4 separate regions of the Homo sapiens genome follow, and all the other regions are linked to region 4. A link is a contact called in ENCODE Hi-C or POLR2A ChIA-PET data. All regions are on one chromosome and are shown on one strand. The core of a region is the stretch at or near the end of the contact, and the rest is flanking DNA. Distances in the headings are between cores, read along the strand shown.

Region 1 (2,910 bases), core at 411-2,910, 550 kb before region 4:
CTTCTTTGAGACAGGGTCTTGCTTTGTTGCCTGGGCCGCAGTGCAGTGGTGTGATCATGGCTCACTGCAGCCTCAAAATACTGGGCTCAAGCGATCCTCCCACCTCAGCCTCCCTGGTAGCTGGGACCACAGGCACATGCCACCACGCCTTGCTAGTAATTTATTTTATTATTTTGTAGAGATGGAGTCTCACTATATTGCCCAGGCTGGGCTCAATCTCCTGGCTCAGGTGATTCTCCGGTGTCAGCCTCCCAATGTGCTGGCATTACAGGTCTGAGCCACCAGGCAAGGCCCTGGCACTTTTAGCGCTAAAAAGGGAAAAGTCTCAGGCGGGCCAGGATGGGCTGGTCACCCTAGATCCATTGCGCCCTTGATTTCCAGATGGGACCCCTCCCCACCCAGCCACACACCCTGGGGGAGGAGACCTCCTGCTGTCTCATGCCTTCCTGCGAACCCCTTTGTCCCCTGCAGGCCCCTGGTTCTGGCGCCTCCAGCCCTCCGGACAGCTGGTGTCCCCGCGACCCGCACGGCTGCACCGCTTCTGGGAGGGGCTGCCCGCCCAGGTGAGGGTGGTGCAGGCCGCCTATGCTCGGCACCGAGACGGCCGAATCCTCCTCTTTAGCGGTGAGTGGGGCCGGCGGCGGGGCGCGCTGGGGCCGGCGCGGGGAGCCCACCCCTGACCTCCCGGCCTCCACCCTGCAGGGCCCCAGTTCTGGGTGTTCCAGGACCGGCAGCTGGAGGGCGGGGCGCGGCCGCTCACGGAGCTGGGGCTGCCCCCGGGAGAGGAGGTGGACGCCGTGTTCTCGTGGCCACAGAACGGGAAGACCTACCTGGTCCGCGGCCGGCAGTACTGGCGCTACGACGAGGCGGCGGCGCGCCCGGACCCCGGCTACCCTCGCGACCTGAGCCTCTGGGAAGGCGCGCCCCCCTCCCCTGACGATGTCACCGTCAGCAACGCAGGTGGGGAGCGCGGTGACCTGCGGGTTACTGGGCCTGGGGGTGGGGAGAGGGATGTGGGGAATGGGGACATGGAGGCCACCCTGCGGGGATGGGGGTCCTTGGGCATCAGGGAGCGGCGGGGCGGGGAGGGACCGGGACTCAAGCTCTGCTCCTCCAGGTGACACCTACTTCTTCAAGGGCGCCCACTACTGGCGCTTCCCCAAGAACAGCATCAAGACCGAGCCGGACGCCCCCCAGCCCATGGGGCCCAACTGGCTGGACTGCCCCGCCCCGAGCTCTGGTCCCCGCGCCCCCAGGCCCCCCAAAGCGACCCCCGTGTCCGAAACCTGCGATTGTCAGTGCGAGCTCAACCAGGCCGCAGGACGTTGGCCTGCTCCCATCCCGCTGCTCCTCTTGCCCCTGCTGGTGGGGGGTGTAGCCTCCCGCTGATGGGGGGAGCCATCCAGACCGAACAGCGCCCTCCACGGCCGAGTCCCCCGCCGCTGGACCTGGTCGGGGGTTGTGAGGCGCTGCGGAGGCCCCTTGTCTGTTCCCACGGACGGGGGCTCGGGCGCGGACTAAGCAGGGGGGATCTCCCGCGCAGGGGCGGCGGCGGCGGGGACCGGTCGCCTGGCGCTGGGCTCAGTCTCCTCAGGGTCTGAGACCCCGGCGCTGCCACCGGAACCCGCCTTCAGGGGCGCACGCGCGCTGGGACCATGCGTCGGTCGTCGCCCCCGTCGTTCCCTCCCGGCTGCCGCCAGGGGGCGGTCGGACCCCGCCTCCCGAGCCCGGGGAGGGGCGGGGAGGACAAGGGGCGGGCCCGCGGCCTCACCCGGAGGGACGGCAGCCCCGGTCGCGCGCTGGCCCCGCAGGACCTTCCTTTTCCAGGAAGAGCCAGCTTTTCTCGGAGCGCAGTCCTGGGACTCTCCGCAGCCCCGCCCCGCCTGGCCACTGCGTCTGGCATTCCTGGGTCGTTAGAGGACAGGCCTGACTGCGAAGCTGTGCCTTGCCCCTCTCCCACCCGCAGTTTCTCACCCCGTTCTGCTCCCACAAGGCCCCCCTACAGTCACTGCCACACTGGTGGGGACCTGGGACCCAGACCCGGAACCAGCCCAGATATCACCCCTGAGGACCCATGCGCCACGTCCTGGGTGGTGGAATCAGTGGCTGGAGGGACGACCCTTGCTCTCCAGGCTGTTAACCTTTTCCGTTGCTCCCCCGCCACCCACCTCCTCCTCCCCAGGCCACCCAACTTGGGCACCTCCCTGGGCCCAGAACTGCCTTCCATTCAATGGGGAACCCTTCTATCCCCAAGAACCCCTTCCCTGCTTGCACCCTGGAGAGAACAGCTTGACTCCCATCAACTCAACGCTGGTGGAAAGACAGGGACCGAACCCTGGCTCAGGCCTGGTCATTGCCTCCTCAGCACTCCCTCCTGGGAGGCCTTAGCTCTAGAGTGAGGGGTGGGTGGAACCTGGGGGCACCTCGTTCACCCTGTCCCCACTCCCCACAGTTTTAGGATCTAAATGATTGCCTCTGGAACTATTCTTCTAGACTATCCCACATCAGAATCACTGGGAAATTTAAGTTTGCAGATCCCACACTCACCCTGAATCCTCACTCAGGGTGGGGTCAGGAATCTGCATTTTAACTAGTCGCGGGGATTGTGGGGGGCAGTAGCTGGCTGTTTCGTGGCATTTCTGTGGCTCTGCAGTGTTCCTCCACCCCAGGACCAATATGTTCAGGCCACACCGATGGCCTGAACCCCATGGGTAGAGTCACTTAGGGGCCACTTCCTAAGTTGCTGTCCAGCCTCAGTGACCCCCTAGTGCTTCCTGGAGCTGAGGCTGTGGGCGGCTGTCCCAGCAACCATGCGAGGGGTTGCCCCAGTTGCTCATACAAACAGATCAGCATGAGGACAGAAGGCAGGAGACTTTGGTCAGTTACCTGGGAATTCTGGGCTGCCAGGAA
Region 2 (2,815 bases), core at 152-2,651, 610 kb before region 4:
CTACTAAAAACACAAAAATTAGCCGGGCATGGTGGCGGGCGCCCGTAATCCCATCTGCTCAGGAGGCTGAGGCAGGAGACTCGTTTGAACCAGGAGGCGGAGGTTGCAGCTGAGACTGCGCCAATGCACTCCAGCCTGGGGGATAGAGCGAGACTCCGTCTAAAAAAAATTTTTTTTTTAAATTTAAAGACCATAATAATTAGCCGGGTGTGGTGGCGTGCACCTGTAGTCCCGGCTACTTGGGGAGGCTGAGGCGGGAGAACTGCTTTAGTCCGGCAGGTCGAGGCTTCACTGAGCCAAGACCGCGCCACTGCAATGTAGCCTGGGCGCCAGAGTGAGGGGCTCAGTCCCCAAAAAAGCCACCTAAAAAACAAACAAAAAAAAAATTGGTGAGGCGCCGCGCCTCGGTGTCGCAGCGAATCCGCAGATCCTCAAGCCAGGTGGGGGCGCCCACTGCGCGTGTGCAGCGCCTGATAGCCAGGCTAGCTGAGGGCGGGGAGCAGCTGCGGCACCTGGGACACAGCGATTGGCTGGGACCAGGAGAGGGCGGGAAGAAGAACTTGGCGGAGCGCGCTCATATCTCTGATTGGCTGCCAAGGGTAGCCCTTGACAGCTGCCGGGTGGGACCCGTAGACCGCGAGCGCACTGGCCCGTGATTGGTTGGGGTGCGGCGGCGAGCATCTGCGATTGGCTGGGCCGCTCGGAGTGCGGCGCTTGGCCACCTCCCGAGGTACCAGGTCACGGCTGGCGGCGCGCTCTGGGGCCCTGGGCTGGCGGCCGCAACCGGGGTGGCGGCCGCAGCCAAGCTGGCGGCGCGGCTGCCCCGCTCCAGCTCGCACCCGCGGCTCGCCCGCGCCCGCGCCCACTCGCGATTGGGCCGGGCCCGCTCGACGCTGCCGCCCACCCCGCTGCCCCCGCCGTCCCTGCCGCACCCGCCGTTGCCCGGCCTGCCGCCCGGCCTGAGCCCCGGGCCGCCGACGCCCTCCGCTCTCGCCCTGGCCGAGCTGCCACCGCTGCCCGCGCTCCCGCTGCGGCCCGAGCCGCTGGCGCCCTGGGGCCCCGGCGCGCATCTGGCACTGCCCGAGCTGCCGCCCGAAGCCTGCTCACCCGCGCTCTCCGCCGCCGTGCTCGCACTGCAGGACCTGCCGCGCCTGCCCGCGCCCGCGCGCTCCGCCCGCGCTCCTACCGCTGCTTCCGCTGCCCGTGTCCGCCGTCGCCTCAGCCCCTGGGCCCGTGGGCGCGCTCGTCCGCCCGCCCCTGGTCTCCGAGCCGCCGCCGCATCCGCTTCCGCCGCTGCCCGCGCGACCCTCTCCCTTCAGCCTGCTGACGGCCCCCGAGACCCGCGACCCATGGCTGCTGTCCGCCTTTCCCCTGCCACCGCCCGTGCCCCTGTCCCCGCATTTCTTCCTGTCGCCGCCCTGCTGACCTGGCCCCTCCCGCGGCGGGTGAGTAGGCAGCCCCCGACAGGGCCAGTGCCCGTAGCCACCTTCCCCGGGCATGGATTCAGAGGACGGGGGTTAGAGCCCAGTTTGGGGAAGAGAGAAGGAGAATCGGAAGCAGCTCAGGTTTGGTAGAGAAAGGAGCGAGTCTGAAAATAGACTTGTCTAAAGATTCGGGTCTTCCATTTTCCCCTGCTGCCCTCCAGCAGGCCTCTTGCTAGGTTATTTGAGAATGTAACCCGTCCCCTGGGCTGATAACCTGGCTAGTGATCAGGGCAGCGGGCGGGGCCCACAGCACGTGTCCAAGGAAATGGGGATCAAGGGTATGAAAACAAAAGTTTAAAGTGCTGGGCCGGGCGCGGTGGCTCCCGCCTATAATCCCAGCACTTTGGGAGGCTGAGGCTGGCGGATCACCTGAGGTCAGGAGTTTGAGACCAGCCTGACCAACATGGAGAAACCCTGTCTCTACTAAAAATACAAAATTAGCCGGGCGTGGTGGCACATGCCTGTAATCCCAGCTACTCGGGAGGCTGAGGCAGGAGAATCGCTTGAACCCGGGAGGCGGAGGTTGGGGTGAGCCGAGATGGTGCCATTGCACTCCAGCCTAGGCAACAAGAGCTAAACTCCGTCTCAAAAAAAAAAAAAAAAGTTTAAAGTGCTTTAACTATATCCAAATATTTCATTTCTCTTATAAATAAAGGGTCTGGATGCCATGGCTAAGGCCATCCTCAGTGTATGGCTCTTGAAAATTCTGATCCTGCCGCAAAAGTCTTTTTTTTTTTTTTTTTTTTTTTGAGACGGAGTTTCGTTCTTGTTGCCCAGGCTGGAGTGCAATGGCATAATCTCGGCTCACCACAGCCTCCGCCTCCTGGGTTCAAGCGATTCTCCTGCCTCAGCCTCCTGAGTAGCTGAGTTTACAGGCATGCGCCACCACGCCCAGCTAATTTTCTATTTTTAGTAGAGACGGGGTTTCTCCATTTTGGTCAGGCTGGTCTCAAACTCCAGACCTCAGGTGATCCGCCCGTCTCCCAAACTGCTGGGATTACAGGCATAAGCCACTGCGCCCGGCCTTTGAAAAGTCTTCAGAAGTCAAATTTTCAACTGAAACAGATCCAGGGGTCGGGCTGGCTGTGCGCACCAGGGAAGCAGTGGTGGGGATCGATACTGGACCCAAGGGTCACATGCAAGGGCTGTGAAGTCATCCCCATGGGACAGGAGAGCTTCCCCCACCCCCACCCGGGCTGGGCCCTGAGAGGAAGCTCCTGTTCTCTCCAGCTTTGCCTGCACCCCACCTGCCAGTTTCTGTGCAGCCTCTACAACTTAATAAAGTTCTCTTTGTTCCCTAGGTGGCCTGAGCTCAGGTAATCAGGCGAAAA
Region 3 (2,757 bases), core at 94-2,593, 700 kb after region 4:
CAAATGCACGAATGAAGACGGACTTAAAACCAGCGTCAGATGCCTCACCTCTAGGGGATGCTGATTCTGGGATGCCTTTTTCGTCTCCTAGGCTCCTCAAGGCCAACTGCGCTGGGAAGAGGGGGTGTCCAACAGCAGGAGGGCTGTTTTTTTGAACTACAATTTGCCAGCATACAGCAGAGCAGCAAGAAGATAACAGGGCGGGGGGCACGGGATTAGCCCAAACAAAACACACTCAAGAACGCGAGTCTGTGGTTCAACACGAGGCAGAAAACAGCTGGGCCGGGTGCGGGGCTTCTCCCTCGCGTGTATCCGCTCACTGCACTCGCTGCCCTGGCCGCGGGCGCCGCGCAGGGTGCTGATGTCCAGGAGGGATCTAGACCTCCCGCGGCGCTCGGGCTAGTGGACGCAGGTGGTCCCAAATGCTGGGACCAAGCTAGGAACCAAGCGGAAGCTCGGATTGCTCGGCATCGGGCCTCGTCGTTATTCTACCGTGAGGGAAACTGAGACCGAGGGCACGGCAGGGAGTCGCCCGCCGTCTCACCAGCGTGAGGGGTTGCGCCGGGCCCCGAAAACTGGTTTGCGCCGCCCGGCATCGGGATCCGGGACCTCTGCCCGCCGGGCGCTGCCTGCGCGTTCCTGGAACTGGGCTGGGCGGAGAAATCAGGGCCCGCAGAGAGGCATTCCTGCCGCCTTCCCCGCCGCCCGGGGCCGCAGGGGGGCCTGGCCAAGGTGACCCCGCGGGAGGAGGCGAGGGGTCCCCGCCCGCTCCGCCGCCGCGACCTCCTCCATCTTCCCGGTCTGCGGGGCTTTTCCTCTGGGCCCGCGCGCCCGGCCCCCTCCTCGGGCTTCCCCGAGGGCGGGACGTCTCGGGCTCCCCCGCCCCCCCAGGCCACCTCCCGGCCGTGTCCTAGCGCTGCCCTCGGGCCGGGGGCGGGGCCGCGGGGGGGGGGTGGCGTGAGGATGGGGCCGAGGAGGACGCGCGCGGCTCGGCGCCCCACTTCCCTCCCTCACCCCTCCCTCCCGGTGCCCGCTCCCCGCGGCCGCGCCGCCCTCCCTTCCCCCTCCCTCGGCCCAGCGCCGGCTCCCGCCGCCCCCTCCCCCGACGCGCACGCCCCGCCTGGCAGCTGGCGCCCCGGGCCTGGGGCCGCAGCGGTGAGAGGGGTTTTGCTGGGAGGGAGGGAGCGAGCGAGCGAGGGGAGGGGTGGAGGCCGCCCCCCGCGCCCCTCCTCCTCGCCCTCCTCCGCGGCCGGCGGGCCCTCCTCCCGCCGCCTCCCTCCTCCCTCCTCCCGCCCGCCCGCCCTCCCTCTAAGACATCCCCGCACGGCCCGGCCGCCGCGGCCACCTTCCCTGCCCGAGCTGCAGATGTGGCGGAGCGGCCGGGCGCCGGGCGGCCGTGCCAGGGGAGCCCGCGCCCCGTGAGGCCTCGCGCCCCGGCCCCCGCCCGTCCCGGCCCCTCCCCCGCTCGGCTCCCCGCGCCCCCCGACCGCCGGAGCCCGCAGCCCGGATCCCGACCGCCCCCGCCGCTGAGGTAGGAAGCCCCCCGGGCGTCGCGCCGTGGGGACCGGGCCGGGGCGGGGGGGGGGGGGCCCGCCTGTCGCGCCGGGGCTGCGGGGCCCGAGGGTCTCCTCCCCCGCTCGCGTCCGCGCCCCGGGCCATTGTGAGCCCTCGCCGAGGCCCCCGCGTTCGCTCGCTCGCTGGCTCGCGCGCTCCCTCCCTCGCCGGCTCCCCGGCCGGGTCCCTCGAGCTCTCGGTCTTTCTTCTCCCTCCTTCCTTCCCTCCGTCTGGAGGCCGGGCCGAGCAGCGCCCGGGCCCGGGGCGGGCGCAAACTTCAGCTGGGAAGTTGGGCGGCCGCGGTGGGGGGCGTGCGGCGAGGTGAGAGGGGGGTACCCGGAGCCTGGGCATGAAGTTGTCCGGGGCAGCCGCCCCTCCTCTCGGCCGCGCCGGGGCTGCTGCTAGGAAGGGCTTTGGAAGGTGCCTCCTCCCTTGGCCGGGAGAGTCTCCCTCCTGCTGCCCCTCGCAAGCCCGGGTCCTTCCTTGGACCTCGGGAAGGGGCGTCCCTGGGGGGTCAGGACTGGGAGTTTGGGACAAGTCAGGCACTTGTTACTCCCCTGCGGTCCGGGTGGACGCAGGCGACCGGCCTGGCAGGGAGGAGATGGCAAGGGGTCCATACTCGCCGGAGGGCGGGTCTGGAGCGGGTGGAGGAGGGGGCGAGGCAGGTGCATCCCGAGGGAGGAGAAGCACGCACAGCTTCCCCGCTGGCCCCCTGGGATGGGGCTGGAATCCAGGCTGGCACCTGGAGGCCTTGGCATGCTGCCCTGCCCAGCAGGGTACTCGGGCCACAGCAGGGCAGCGTGCAGCCTGTCTGCCTGTCCAGGAGGGCCCGCCCAGCCTGGCCAGAGGGTGGCCGGGAAGCAATGGTTTCAAGGAGTTGCCCAGCCCTGCCCTGGGGCCTGGGAAGCTGGAAGGGATGCTGGGAGGGGCCCTGGGCCCCCAGCCATCACAGCCCAGGATCTTGGCTCTGGAGGGAACGCTTGACACTGAGGGGGCAGCCAGGCCGGCTGGGGACCTGGCCAAGGCCTGGGCTTGGTCTGGGCCATGGAAAGGGCCTGGGCCATGGTTCTTGGAGGCTGGCACCCTGGGTAGTAGGCCGCCATCCTGCGTGTCCTGGCATCCTGGAGGGAAGGTGGGGCCAGCCTGCGGCTGGGGAGGAAGCCCAGAGACACTGCGCTTCGGAGGGCCTTCCAGCCCCCGGGC
Region 4 (2,741 bases), core at 117-2,616:
CAGAGCTGAAAATACTCCTACCTAGAATCTACTTTGTATGGCTGGCGCATTCTCTTCTGTGTCTTCCCCTTAGAGAAGTGTCCTCTAATCCTTTATGGACCGTCTCCATCCCCGTTAATCCCTATCATCGCCCACTGTTTTCACAATGGCATCTGTCATAGGTTATCATCATATGAAACAGGTAATATCTATCGAATGCTTACTGTGTGCCAAGCACTGTTCCAATTGCTTTCCAAGTCAAACTCGTTTAATCCTTACAAGAAGCCTATATGGTGGAATCTCTTGTCATCCTGTCTTTACGGCAAGGAAACACGCGCAAGCAGAATGAGGAACTGGCCTAAAGCCAGTTCAGGAACAGCTTTCACAGTGGCAGGGCTGGGATCAAACCCAGGAAGTGTGGTTCGAAACTATCCGCTCTTGTGTTTTTATTCATCGGCTTATTATCTGTCCCCCATTAAGCTCAACACTTCAGGAGGGTAGAGATCCATCTATTACTTTGCAACCTCTTTGGCTGATCTGGTGCCTGACTTGAAATAAGTGCTCCACAACTACTTGTTGAATTCATGAATTGCAAAGAGTTCGGTATAATGGGAGTAGAGAGAAAGGTGTAGGAGAAAACGCTGCGGGGAGAGGAAAGGATTGGCTCACAAGGGCCTGGAAGGTCAGGCTAGGCAAAGTGAATTTTATCCTGTTGGATGCGGGGAGCGGCTGGAACAAATTCCACCTCCACAACTGTGTTGATCTCCGCATCTCTGTTGATATGAACCTCACAACAGTCTATCTCCTCCTATAGGTGCCCAGTCAAGATTTACTGAATGACATAACGGATCCTGCAAGCCTGCAGGTTTCCAGAGGGAAGGGGACTTGTGCCTCCTTGCTTCGTACCTACCGCAGCCCACGGCTCACAGCAGGCGAGGGATGAATGAATGGATCGGTAAGGGGCGGACCCTCCCGCTTCCCCCAACCCGGCGACCTACGGAAAGGGGCTGAGGGGTTCCCCGTCTGGGAAAAGGGCTGCCAAAGACTCTAACGGCTCTAAAGTCAGACGGAGAACCCCGATCCCCGGACTGGCCCGGACGGAGACCACCGTGGGGATCCGGATCCGCCACCCTCCTCCCTCCAGGCGGGCCCCGGCCCCTCTCCACCCGAGTGCGGCTCCTGCCTCTCCGTCGGGGCTGCGGGCCTGCCGAGGCCACGGAGCCAGCGAGGGAGACGGGCGAGAAAGGCTCTTCTCCCTTAGGAAAGAGAGAACGGCCCGAAATGACAGGACCTCCGCCTCCCGGGTGCCGACTCCCAGCCCCACAGCCCGGCTCCTCCTACCTCCGGCGCCGCCGCGGCACCTTCTTAACGGAGACTCGCGCGCCTGCGCATGCGCCGCCCGCGCCCCCGCGGAGCATTGCCTGCGCGCAGGCGCAGAGCGGGCGCGCGCGGTGGTGCGGCAGCCTCGCTTCCGGTCTTCCTCTGCGGCGCCGGGCGCGGGCCCGCGGCGGCCAGCGCTTCCGGTCGGCAGGAGGCGGGGCGAGGCGGAAGCGGCGCTTGCTTCAGGTGGAGTCTGTTAGTTTTTGAGAAAGAGTTAGGGCGAGTTTAAGGCACTGTGGCAGCTGTGAGATAAAGTCTGGTTCCTCCCCAGCTGGCTCAGGAAATGTTCGCGGATACAACGGCGGCCCCCTCTGGGCATACCTGCCTGTGGAGCGGAGAGTGGACGGTGTGAGGGGGACCGGGAGAGGCACCAAATCTGGCCTGGGGGCCCGAGAAGCTTCCTCTCAGGTGGGGTGGCGTGAGAGTCGAGGCCTGGAGGTCGGGGAGGGTTAGCTACGTGAAGAGGGGATTCTGCCGCGCTTCAGGTGCCTGGAGGGGATGCCCGAGCTCTTCCGCAGGGCTAGGGTGAAGCCAGCCAGGGCCTGGGGGAAAGGTAGCAGAGGTTTGCCATGGCTTGGTATTTGAGGGACTTTACACATCGTATTAAGGGTTTGAGCTTCAACTTGGGGTCGTCGGGAGCCATTGAAGGTTTTTTGTTGTTTGTTTTTTGAGACGGGGTTTTGCTCTTGTTGCCCAGGCTGGGGTGCAGTGGCGCGATCTCGGCTCACTGCAACCTCTGTCTCCCGGGTTCGAGCGGTTCTTGTGCCTCACCTTCCCAAGTAGCTGGGATTACAGGCGCCAGTCACCACGCCCAGCTAATTTTTGTGTTTTTAGTAGAGACTAGGTTTCACTCTGTTGCCCAGGCTGGTCTCCAACTCCTGACCTCAGGTGATCCGCCCGCCTCGGCCTCCCAAAGTGGTGGGATTACAGGCGTGAGCCACCGCTCACGGCTTTTTTTTTTTTTTTTTTTAAGTAGAGACGGGCGGTGGGGGCGGGGGGGGGAGTCTCACTATGTTGCCCAGGCTGGTCTCGAGCCCTGGCCGCAAGAGATCCTCCCGCCTCGGCCTCCCAAAGCGCTGAGATTACAGGCGTGAGCCACCACGCCCGGCGTAAGATTTTGTTTTTAAAGGCCTAATTACAGTGAGAACAGATGAGGCAAGGACACCCATTAGGAGGCTATTACATAATCTAGATGAAAAGTGAGAGCGGCCCGAATTAGGAGGTGGAGCGAAAAGAATGGAGAAATATGGAGCATAGTCAAGACGCAGTTGTTAACGATTTGCCGGTTTCTGGCCTTAACATCTGAGAGTAGTGTGCCTCCAGTCACTGAAATAATGAACACAGGAGAGGTGTAAAGGAATCAGTTTGCAGGGCAGACAATA

The links. Hi-C counts contacts between places; a loop is a spot of excess contacts on that map. ChIA-PET counts read pairs that join two places held with the same protein, here RNA polymerase II (POLR2A). Pooled maps may share reads with other maps.
Region 1: a loop to region 4 is called in a pooled map, with 6 times the contacts of the local background. The contact joins the promoter of MMP25-AS1 here to the promoter of SLX4 in region 4. A Hi-C loop is called at or near these places in 4 of 50 pooled maps. POLR2A ChIA-PET finds 5 or more read pairs at or near these places in 2 of 52 experiments (GM10248 and activated naive CD4-positive, alpha-beta T cell).
Region 2: a loop to region 4 is called in a pooled map, with 9 times the contacts of the local background. The contact joins the enhancer-like site here to the promoter of SLX4 in region 4. A Hi-C loop is called at or near these places in 2 of 50 pooled maps. POLR2A ChIA-PET finds 5 or more read pairs at or near these places in 2 of 52 experiments (AG04450 and naive thymus-derived CD8-positive, alpha-beta T cell).
Region 3: a pooled map shows a loop between it and region 4 (2.7-fold over the local background). The contact joins the promoter of GLIS2 here to the promoter of SLX4 in region 4. A Hi-C loop is called at or near these places in 10 of 50 pooled maps.

Annotation. Positions count from the first base shown.
Region 1 is chr16:3,057,710-3,060,619 of GRCh38, forward strand. MMP25-AS1 (MMP25 antisense RNA 1) reads right to left here and starts at 1,661. Exons shown (of 5, transcript NR_123723.1): 1 at 1,287-1,661; 2 at 831-993. MMP25 (matrix metallopeptidase 25) reads left to right here. Exons shown (of 10, transcript NM_022468.5): 8 at 472-624; 9 at 703-960; 10 at 1,118-2,910. The coding sequence ends at 1,389. LOC124900372 (sialidase-like) reads right to left here and starts at 1,661. Exons shown (of 3, transcript XM_047435000.1): 1 at 1,287-1,661. RefSeq lists silencers at 531-580, 611-740, 881-930, 1,391-1,860 and an enhancer at 1,899-2,804.
Region 2 is chr16:3,003,435-3,006,249 of GRCh38, forward strand. No RefSeq gene overlaps it. Among named protein-coding and RNA genes, the nearest start is that of CLDN9, 8.1 kb to the right of the region's middle. RefSeq lists enhancers at 329-1,287, 434-728, 2,534-2,815 and silencers at 393-686, 434-728, 673-772, 783-872. Within about 2 kb of position 1,402, at least 13 of the 41 ENCODE cell types and tissues checked have a DNase peak (open chromatin) inside an H3K27ac peak, as active enhancers do.
Region 3 is chr16:4,314,724-4,317,480 of GRCh38, forward strand. GLIS2 (GLIS family zinc finger 2) reads left to right here and starts at 1,344. Exons shown (of 7, transcript NM_032575.3): 1 at 1,344-1,531. RefSeq lists a silencer at 1-179 and enhancers at 1-484, 2,606-2,757.
Region 4 is chr16:3,610,240-3,612,980 of GRCh38, forward strand. It overlaps SLX4 (SLX4 structure-specific endonuclease subunit), which reads right to left and starts at 1,367. Exons shown (of 15, transcript NM_032444.4): 1 at 1,321-1,367. It also overlaps a transcript of DNASE1 not described here. RefSeq lists a silencer at 1,225-1,574 and an enhancer at 1,615-1,684.